Regions from separate parts of the Homo sapiens genome. Here region 1 is linked to region 2. Evidence: read pairs that join two places in POLR2A ChIA-PET (ENCODE). Cell type or tissue: MCF 10A. All regions are shown on one strand. Each heading gives the region's core, and the rest is flanking DNA. Links, peaks and the distances in the headings are about the cores only. Region 1 overlaps RBBP5 (RB binding protein 5, histone lysine methyltransferase complex subunit). Region 2 holds the start of TMCC2 (transmembrane and coiled-coil domain family 2).

What was found. Peaks named below come from ENCODE experiments on the same cell type or tissue, not always from the same donor. Only the 100,000 strongest peaks of a DNase experiment are listed, where the experiment ranks them.
Region 1: POLR2A ChIA-PET joins it to region 2 with 6 read pairs; 5 of 35 experiments call an interaction of 5 or more read pairs at or near these places.

Annotation. Positions count from the first base shown.
Region 1 is chr1:205,084,812-205,090,115 of GRCh38, reverse strand. It overlaps RBBP5 (RB binding protein 5, histone lysine methyltransferase complex subunit), which reads left to right. Exons shown (of 14, transcript NM_005057.4): 14 at 1,301-3,974. The coding sequence ends at 1,329. Among named protein-coding and RNA genes, the nearest start is that of TMEM81, 3.0 kb to the right of the region's middle. In MCF 10A, for the core only: no CTCF peak of the experiment used is centred there; no DNase peak of the experiment used is centred there.
Region 2 is chr1:205,223,709-205,229,086 of GRCh38, reverse strand. TMCC2 (transmembrane and coiled-coil domain family 2) reads right to left here and starts at 1,141. Exons shown (of 5, transcript NM_014858.4): 1 at 316-1,141. The coding sequence starts at 522. RefSeq lists a silencer at 1,041-1,220 and an enhancer at 1,351-1,490. In MCF 10A, for the core only: no CTCF peak of the experiment used is centred there; DNase peaks (open chromatin) are centred at 1,206, 2,076 and 2,566.

The sequences.
Region 1 (5,304 bases), core at 1-5,000, 140 kb after region 2:
TTGGGAGTCCGAGGCGGGTGGATCACTCGAGGACAGGAGTTCAAGCCCAGTCTGGCCAACATGGTGAAACCCCGTCTCTATTAAAAATACAAAACAATTAGCCAGGCATGGTGGTGGGCGCCTATAATCCCAGCTACTTAGGAGGTTGAGGCAGGAGAATCGTTTGAACCCAGGAGGCGGAGGTTGCAGTGAGCTGAGATCACGCCATTGCAATCCAGCCTGGGCAACAAGAGTGAAACTCTGTCTAAAAAAATAAAAATAAATAAAATAAATAAAAAATCAATGCAAGGAATTCATTGTGATTTATGTTGAGAGAGATCTGAAAAACCATTGCTAAGTAAGCTTTTAATCTGACTGAACTATGGAAAAGTTTAAATTTGATTTTTAACAGCATAACATTCAGTAGAAAGTTTGTATCTCATTGTAACTTTAGTCTGTTCTCAGGCACATGTGAATATATTTTTATTGCCAGTTTTCATTTGTGCAGGAACTTCAAAAATCAAAGTTATATAAATGGGTACTTTTCTTTCATAGTTTGGGCGATTATTTTTTAACCATTATACCTTCAAGTGGCATGCTCTCTGCCATTCCAAATGACACCTGGGAGGATTTTCTTCACCTTCTTCTCTTTTTACACTTCCTAGTTAATATTTCACAGCAGCTCATTTAACGATGTCTCTCAGAGGTTGAGCAGCTTCTATGGAATAATCAGGGAAGTGTTCATTTCATTGTACTATTCAGGATATTATTTATCGATCATTGTTGGTGTATAGCAATGTAGACAGTAGCTCTCACGAACATTTCACCATATTTGGGATTCTAAGGTGATAAGTATGTCACTTAAGGAACTGTGGTGCTGGGAAAAGGGTTTCTTGCTCACTTGTTAATCATTTAGTGACTAATCAATCTTTAAAATATATGAAGGGTTGAAAGGTGTGGTACCCTAAAATTTCTTCTCCTCTCCTCATTGCACTTTTTGGAATGTTAAACATTATTTGTTAGCACCTTAGAGCATGGTTAGCAGCTTAGAAAAAATAGAACTCTGATCATTTTGCTTTTCCCCCAACCCTTTGGGACAGTACTGAGGAAAGTATTGGGGTGGGGGGTTTGGATTTGGATTGTTTTTTGTTCAATAAAGAGTAATTGGGAGTTGGAGTTGGTTATGTATTTTCTTAAAAAGGGGAATTTCTTGGTCCACGTGTGCTTGTAATGCATCATCCAGCATTCAGTATTTCTGTTCTTACAAGTAACTGGTCTAAATTGAAGCTAAAAGAAATCTTTTTGTGTCTAATCTCTTTAGCAGGAGGAGCAATCTCAGAACTGTTATGAAGACCTTCGAAGTTCTTCATTCTTTCTCACTTTGCCATCATGTGGCCTCTGGACACTGTGGTCAGTCATTTGAAAATTGACTTTAATTTAAAACAAAGGCCTGTGCCTCCCACCCAGGAGGTGGGAGGGTGAATTTTATGTTTAAATGAAGAAGTGAATTATGGAAGAAGAGTATACGACCTTCCCTTCCCTTTCAAGCATAAGTCCAAATAGACTCTCAGGAATGAAGATTTGTGAAGACATCAGATAGGAATTTTGACTCATTTAAACTTTGATGCTTAGTTATGTTGCTGGAGAAAAGATACTTATGTTTTGCTCATCTAACTTCATTGTACCCAGCGTCATTTTGACATGTCATTTCCTATCTCCCATTTGCCTTCGGTCCTCAATGCATGTCTTTGAGTGACTTCTTATCTGAAATTTTGCTACTGGTATCCTAGGAAAGCTTTTGTTGGATACTCTCATTTTAAACTTCTCCTCTCCCCAGATACCTCCTATATTTCCATATTGTGTGCAAAGGATGGGCAGAAAAGAAAGTGCTTGAAAGATTTCAAATTTTCAGAAAGGGAACAACGAAGGCCCTCTCTTCCTCTCATACCACGTTTTGCTCAAGAAGCTGGGCTGTAACAATTCAGGGTTTTCCCTTGTTTTCCTCTCATTGCATGTTTCCCTCCAATATTGGTTCATTGTCATCAATCATGGTTTTTGAAGATAGCTAGTTTTATCCATCTCCAGCAAAGAATCATCAATAGTTTATATTGCTTTACCTGTGCTGGCTTCCAGAGATGGAAACAAACCCAGGTGTCTCTCAACAAGCTACTTTTTTACTGGGGTGGGGGAATCTATGCAAGGAGTAAAGTAAAACCATCCAGAATCAAAGCAGCAACCACATAGTTCAAATCAAAGATCAAGGTGAATTTTTTGTATCACTGCCTGTGGAAATCTATCCTCATCAGTCATTGCATTTTTCCCTGCCTATACCTGTGCTCCTTTTTCTTACTGTGTTTTCAGTCACTTCCTTTCTGTGAAAGGTTGCTTAGCTTTTTTTTTGACATTTGTTGTTCTTTATAAAAATAACAGATTGGATAGATGTGTACATTTGGTGTTTGAAATTCTCTGAAAATCCCATTAGGAAACCAGGTGTGAAAAGGGCTCAGTAGCTTCTCTGAGTGGCGTTTTTAGCTGACTGGAAGTGCTTAATCTGGATCGTCTTTTTTTTTTTTTTTTTTTTTTCAATATTTTAAAAGGAGAATTTAAATACTGTGCTTACTGTGAAATATATCAGTTGGTGAGCCGGGCGTGGTGGGTCACGCCTGTAATCCCAGCACTTTGGGAGGCCAAGGCGGGTTGATCACCCGAGGTCAGGAGTTCAAGACCAGCCTGGCCAACGTGGTGAAAGCCTGTATCTATTAAAAGACAAAAATTAGCTGGGCGTGGTAGTACATGCCTGTAATCCCAGCTACACTGGAGGCTGAGTCAGGAGAATCACTTGAACGTGGGAGGCAGAGGTTGCAGTGAGTGGAGATCGCACCACTGCCCTCCAGCCTAGGTGACAGAATGAGACTCTATCTCAAAAAAAAAAAAAAAATGATATCAGTTGGTGGATGCTCCTATAGGTAGCCAAACACATTGATTACCTGTTAGATTTTAGGATAGAAATCAAAGTAGAGCACGTCAGCAAGAGCCTCTTTGTCTCACTCCATCATTTAAAACCAGTATATTCAGTAGTTGAAGAAAGAGCTCTCCCTGAGTCAGTTGCAAAACGTCTATATTTTTAGATGCCACTACTTTTTTCTTAAATATTCATTTTGAGACTGTCATGAGTTAGACCAGTGGTTGAGATTAGTAGATGGCTCACTAGACATGTTTTTGTTTTGCAGACATTATATCCATTCCAGTCCTCTGCACTGTACACTGCAGCAGTGTGCAAACTATGGGACTTAGAGGGTTTCTGCCATCTTTCCACGTGTGAAGTAGCTTGGTTTCCTCTGCCTGTGCATTTGGATGTTTGTGCTATGTCCACCTCCTAAACTGGCTACTGAGAAAATCATCTTCAGCCCTGTCAGATTGTCTCTGGCAGTAGCTCCTAATAATTATTTATGTTTTTGGAATTTTTTTTTCAACTTTTAAAAAACCTTCTATCCATTTCAATTTGAATTATTTGATTTGTACAATATATGTATATTCTCTTCTTCCTTTTTGTCATCCCTGCCCTGCCACCCCCAAAATTTTGTTTTTAAAAATATTCTGGGCTGGGCATGGTGGCTCACACCTGTAATCCCAGCACTTGGGGAGGCCGAGGCTGGTGGATCATCTGAGGTCAGGTGTTTGAGACCAGCCTGGTCAACATGGTGAAACCCCGTCTCTACTAAAAATACAAAAATTAGCTGGGCGTGGTGGCGGGCACCTGTAATCCTAGCTACTCGGGAGGCTGAGGCAGGAGAATTGCTTGAATCCAGGAGGCAGAGGTTGCAGTGAGCTGAGATTGCGCCACTGCACTCCAGCCTGGGTGACAGAGCAAGACTCCATCTCAAAAAAAAAAAAAAAAAAAAATCTGTAGTTTTGTACAAGATGAGACTTAGCCTTGGGTACTTCTTGCTGAAGCTTTAATGCTTTGTAAATAAAATCGGATGTTTATTAAAGAACAGGTGTAGATGTTTATTTGTAAACACTGCTCACTTCTGGAACTCTCTGGCCACTTTGCTTTAGTACAAAGGAAAGTGTGATTTCCTGTGTTGATACTAGATCTTTCAGTGTGGAAAGATAGATCTGGAAGGGGTAGGGAGTGGACAGGTAGTCTAGATTTCTGCCTCTAGATGAGATTGTAAATAAATGATGCAAGTGGAAAAGTTGTTGATCAAAAAGATCATCTAGGAATGATCTGTCTTCCAATTATTTAACTCAATATAGTTTTGCAATTACTCTGAAGAGGCCGTAGGGCTAGGCATTCTGGAGGTTACAAAAATGCATGCTAGGAAGTTCCTGTCTTCCAAGGACCTTTCTTCAAGTCTAAGTAAGTACGGTTGAATTCTTATTAGCCTTTTTTTTTTTTTGAATGAAGCAGCTTTAAAATTTATTAAATGCTCGTTGTCTCCTAAAGATAAGATGTTTCACAAAGTCTATGTAAGTCTTTGATTTTAATGTCAAATTTGAGGGTCTACTTATTAATCTTATGTGATTGAGAACTCCATCTTTGACATCATAGCTGTTTCATAGCAACCTTGACCTACGTGAATAATGAGCTCTATTCTGTAGGATAAAGGGAGTAGGCCAAGAGTCAGGGAGCATCATGCATCCTCTCACTCAAAATATATCTTCAGTATCCTTGGGAAGGAAGAGTGCCTAAAAGGGGGAGAGGAGCTGCCTTTAACACAACCTTAAACATTCTGATTTGAAAAGGTCATCTTGGCCCTTGTCTTTATGAATTTCCATTTCTATTTAAAATTCCTTACACATTGAACAGTGTTTCACACTTTACAAAGTGTTCTCACATACAGTATATCATTCAGTGCTCTAAGTGACCTTCCTCAGATAGGCAAGGAGGTCTTAAGTTACAAAGGAGGAAACAGAAATTCAGGAAGGGTAAGTTACTTGCCTCCTAGTCCAGAGTTCTTAATCCTTTTTATAGGAAGTTTAGGAACATTAAAATAATTCAAGTTAATCTTCCTTTTTTTAGACTTTAGTATTTGTTTTATTTGGTGACATTTAACTGGGGCTTTTGAAACCCTTAATTTAGATCCTAGTTTATAGAGGGGAAGGGGAAGGGTGAGGAAGAGTGTAACTTCACTATGCATTTGAGGTAATCTGGAAATTTACTTCAGTTTCTGAAGTCTTTTCTTCTTTGTCTTCCCAAGAGGTGGATTTAAAGTCATTAAGAGAACACGAAAACGGCCAGCGCGGTGGCTCATGCCTGTAATCCCAGCACTTTGGGGGGCTGAGGTGGGTGAATTGCTTGAACCCAGGAGTTGGAGACAA
Region 2 (5,378 bases), core at 158-5,157:
TTAGCATCTTGGATTTCTCCAGCCCTTTGTCTGCGAATAACACTTCACACATTATTCAAACAATCTCGGATGGGTGAGTCACTAAAACGCTTGCTGAATAATGGGGAACAAACACAGAGACCTGACACGGAGCTGAAAGACAGAGGCATAAATGGTACCTGACGTCCCCCCTGGGGTGCCAGCAAAGCATCCGCTCATCCTCTCTGACCTTTGCCTGGCTTCCCCCCTCACTTTTATCCTGTTAAAGCACTTCTGCGTGGGGTGGCGAGAGCTAAGTCGCGGGCTGGGCTTGCCGGGGGGATGGTCTGCGCTCACCTTTAAATCAGGAGGCTTGCTTCGGGGACCTGGGTTGGGCGCCGCGGCAGCGCCGGCGTCTGAAGTTGGCCCGCCAGCAGAGTTAGCACCCGTGGTCTCCCCAGGCCGGAGGTCCGCGCCCGGCAGGTGGGAAGCGGCATCTTCCAGCCCAGCTCCATCCTCCTCGCCCTGTTGTTGCTGCAGCTCGTCCGATCTGCACCTCTTCATGGTGTATGTGGGTCGGCAAGGGGAATCTGTCCTTCCAGCGCGCCGTCTTGGGGAAGACCGCACCCCCTCTTATATTCATATGAGGCCTGGGGTCTAAATTATTAACAAGGAGGGGAGATGGCAGACCACAATTTCTTGAATTAAAAAAAAAATTCTTAAAGGCGGGTGAGGGAGGGGCGAGAAGGGGGAGCCTTGGTTATAGCTTGGAATAGTTCATTTCGACCTGGGGAGCGAAGACAGGTCACAGTCGAGGCTGGGCAGCAAGAGTCCTTGGGCAGTCATTGCAGGAGGGAGAAGGGAGACAACCCCCGGCCCCCAAACTTTCTGCTTCAGGGCATGGGCAGGACGGAGAGGAGCTGGGCGGCACAGCGCATCCCTCCCGGCCGGCCGGGCTGCGGGGCGAGGCGGGGCGCGGGGCAGCCGGCCGGGCAGGTCCTAGTCGGCCGCCATCGGCGCCGGCTGCAGCCCCCGGCCCTGCAACCGGCCCCTGCCCCGCATGGTCCGGCCGCGGAGCCCGCAGCGCGCCCGGCCCCCTCCCCGGCCCGCGCGCCCCGCTCCCCGCCTGACGCGCAGCCTGCCGCAAAGCCGCGACCGCGGCCCGAGCCCGCGGCGAGCGCGCAACCTACCCCGCCCGGCTGCCTCCGCCCGGGAGCGGGAAGGCGAGGCTAGGAGGGAGTGACAGCGGCAACCGGCCAATGGGAAGCCCGCGGGGCTGAGGGGGCGTCGCGCAGCTTCGTTTTTGGGGTTGGTTGCACCGTGCGATCCCCCAGGAGAGGGCTGGAGGACGATGCTGCTGCGTTTTTGCATTGCAGAGAGCGGGCTGCAGTTCAGGGGCGGGGGCGGCGGGCGTGGGAGTCGCAGTTTCGGCTCCAGCTTGAGGGACCCTGCCGAGGAGGGCTCGCCCAGGATTTCCTCCACCCATTCGCTTTATTTGGCGAGAAGGAGCACAAGAGGGATGTTTATTATCACTGCTTTTTGGGGCTCTTAACTTTGCACCTTCTAGCCATAAGGGAGACACCTATCCCCTCTAGGATACTTGGTCTGAGTTAAATCTATGCCTACATTCAGAGCTGCAAATGCCAAGGGGAGGGGGCGTTCTCTCCTCATCGCCCCGTCCCCCGCTTTAAGTGCATTATTTCTTAATGAGACTTTACTTGGCATAATTTATGCTCAGAAATTGGGAAGAATTTCATATAAAAACACAATAACGTATGTGAGAGTTCCTTACAAACTGTGAAGCAGCTTTTAAATAAGAAAGGGTATTAATGGCAGGAGGTTGCTACATATAGATGTGTGGAAAGGGAATGCTGTCTCTCTTTGCATAAATCTCAGCCAAACTGTGCTGAGTAATCTGGAAGCAGAAGAGAGCAAACGTTGGGGTTACCAAGATATGGAGAGTAGTAATAATAACAACCCCATCTGAGTGTCTATTGTATGCCTCCTGTGGACACAATGGATTTTACTCATCCAGCAACCAGTGGTTCACAAATTGTGATCCTTGGACTAGCAACTTCAGCATCACACGGGAACTTGATAGAAATGCAAATTCTTGGCCACCAGCCAGACCTAGAGAATCAGAAGTAGTGAGCCAAGAAATCTGTGTTTTGACAAGCCCTCCAGGTAATTCTGACACACACTACCCTTTGAGAACCACTGGCCTAGACAGTGAAGGGGCCACACGGTCTCTAAAGGATTTTACAGTTTACCAATCTCTTTCGCACCCATCATGCCATTGTAGCCTCACTTCAGTCTCACTAGTCGGAGTTTCTTGACTTTCTGTTCTGTCTTCTTCCCATTCCAACCACTCATTTTAATGTGTATCCTAGAAGAGACTAATTTGTTAAGAATTTACTTCAGCCAAGCAGCTACTTTCTAAACTAGGCAGCTCCACTTTTAGAAGATAGGAATTTAGGATGGGCTGGGAATGTGGAACCACCCCCCACATCTACCACAAAGAATCGAGCACAATGTGGAAACACAAAGCTATAAGCCTTTATTTAGCATTTTCAATGGTGAGGGGATGGCAGGATGCCAGTGTAGACCGTGGGCAGGACTAGACAGAACCGGTGGGGGCAGGTTCCCATGGTGCAAGGTTTCAAGCAGAGGAATATACTGCTCCCTGCCTGACTTGGCCCAGATAAGTGCAGCGGCCCCAAAGACCCTGAGCAAGTCTTGAGGGGCACGCGGTGGCCAGCAAATGGTGAGCATGCATTGACACATGTTCATGACCTGACTCGAAGCCGAAGGAAAGTGAAGGGATTTGGTTTAAGGAAGGGATTTGGTTTCGTTTAAGGAAGCAGAGAGCATTATAATTTTGAATTATGCCTCATTTCTATACTAGATAAAAGTTGGTCTTAAGTTTGATTTTTATATTATCATATACATACAGCATGACAGCCACATTTTCTACTTGTCGTCATATTTGCAAGGTGTGATTCAGGTCAGCAAAAAAGTCTGTGGTGTGTTTCATAAAATCAGCTAATACTTTACATTCCATTTTGGAGAGGCATCATAGCATAATGGTTAAGAGCTCAGGCTCTATGGCCAGATAGGGGACAAATCCTAGCTCTGCTCTTCACTGACCATGTGAGTGGGGACACGTTATCTAACCTCTTCATGCTCCAGTTTCTGAATTATTTGGAAGTAGGGATAATGACAGTACCTACCATACAGGGTGTTGGGTAATATATGTAAAGCACTTGGACATTGCCTAGCAAAGAATGAGGGCCATAGCTATAACCACAGATGTCATCCAGTTTCAGAAGTGTTGCACATTTCACTCCAATGCTTCTATCTTCAGGAGTTCAAATGTGTCCCACCAATTTCTGACTTTCACTGAGTGTCATATTATGGAATAAGTGTGCTACTGCCAAAGAAGTTTGGCTGAGAAGTCTGTGTAGAGACCTGAGTGACCTATAACCACCAGTTTGAAGCCAATGGCAAATTTTCATTAGCCGCAGCAAATTCTTGAGCACCTAAGAAAATCAGAACTTGAAAGTACTTTGGTTGGTTGAAATTTTGTTTACGGCATTAGATTATTCTATCATTCTACGTTTCTTTGGGAAAATATAGGCACAAATTATGTTTTGATATTCAAGATTAGACAAAAGTTTGCAGATACACAATGCAAGTGATTATATTTTCTATGTAGGAGTAGCATTTCCATTCTGTTTTGGCACACCTAGTTAATTACAAGGAAATAACATGATTTAGTGGGAAGAACATTGGTCTTGGTGTCAGAAAATTCATGTAAGCATTCTAGTTCGGTTACTTCTTGTGAGCTTAACCTCTTTCACCCTCGGTTTTCTCATCTATAAACCAGGGCTAATACTATCTATCTTCACTGGTTATTGTGAGGATGAAGGTAGATAATGCACGTGAAAATGCTTGACACATGGTATATGTGCAGTAAAACTAAGTGAAACAAAAATAATTAACTTGTCCAAGCCCCCCATATACCATATGAGAAAGAGAATTATCCCAATAAGCTGAATGCTTTTTGTGAACAGAAATCCCAGTTAAACTAATGAAAGGGAGCACTCTGGTAGTATCAAATTTGCTAAACCAATAAGTATACACACAAGGAGTATAAAGGGCAGAATTATGGAATCCTGCTCTCTTGTCAACACCCAGTTCATTTAGTTTGATAAATGGTTGAAGCTTTCATTATAGAGGATAAGGTGCCAAGATTAACAAAGTGTAGAGTAGGGTTTTGTTTTGTTTTCTTTCTTTTTGTAAAAGCAATTAGGTCTGAAAAATAAAAGGCTTCTCTTTTTGCCAATAGTAAGAAGCTTGCAGATTATCCAAGGCAATTCTATGTCCTATTCCATAGCAATACTTAAAAAAACATTTAAACATCAAATGGATAAGTGGTTGTCAGTGCGCTATTTTAAGATTTAACATACTGAGTAGAGTGATTCAAAGGTAAAAGTACTCTCTAGAGGGACTAGATATAATAATTTTGCTCACTGAATTTTGATACCAATATCATTGCATATACTCCTTTGTTAATGTAATTCTCTTCCCTTTTTGTTGGAGATGACCACTTCCACGCAGTGCACTCCTTAAAAGAAATTGAGTTCTGTTGGATTAGGAAGAGTAAACTATGCAAATAATCCTTAAGAAGATTGTCTGGATTGTTGATGTTGTCACAATCCCACCACCTAAATACAGGCTTTTTACTGGCTATTGTAAAAGGAAGAGAGGACCAGGAAGGCTCTATATCACTCCTGATTGGAGAAAGCTCTTATTAGCCTAAACTAAATTTTATCCTATTTTTTACTTGAAATGTACTCAGCAGCATTTTCAACATTATTACATTTTCCCATATTATTCCATATATTATTAGCCATATTCCATATGTTTAAGTAAACATTTTAAATGACTGCTTAATGTTCTGTCAACTGAAGATATCATGGTTTAACATACTATCCACTTCATCCTTTGACATAATTTTCTCTATTTTTTGCCTTTAGAAATAAAGCTGCCATTACTATATTTATGCAGAAATTGTATACATTATTTCATTCAAAACACAGAATCTCTGATACCAAACTGGCAATTTTTTTTTTTTTTTTTTTTTTGGAAATGGAGTCTCGCTCTGTCGCCCAGGCTGGAGAGCAGTGGCGTGATCTCGGCTCACTGCAACCTCTGCCTCCTGGGTTCAAGCAATTCTCCTGCCTCAGCCTCCCGAGTAGCTGGGATTACAGGCATCTGCCACCAAGCCTGACTAATTTTTTGCGGACTAATTTTTAGTAGAGACTAAAAATGTTTTTCCATGTTGGCCAGGGTGGTCTTGAATGCCTGATCTCAGGTGATCCGCCCACCTCGGCCTCCCAAAGTGCTGGGATTACAGG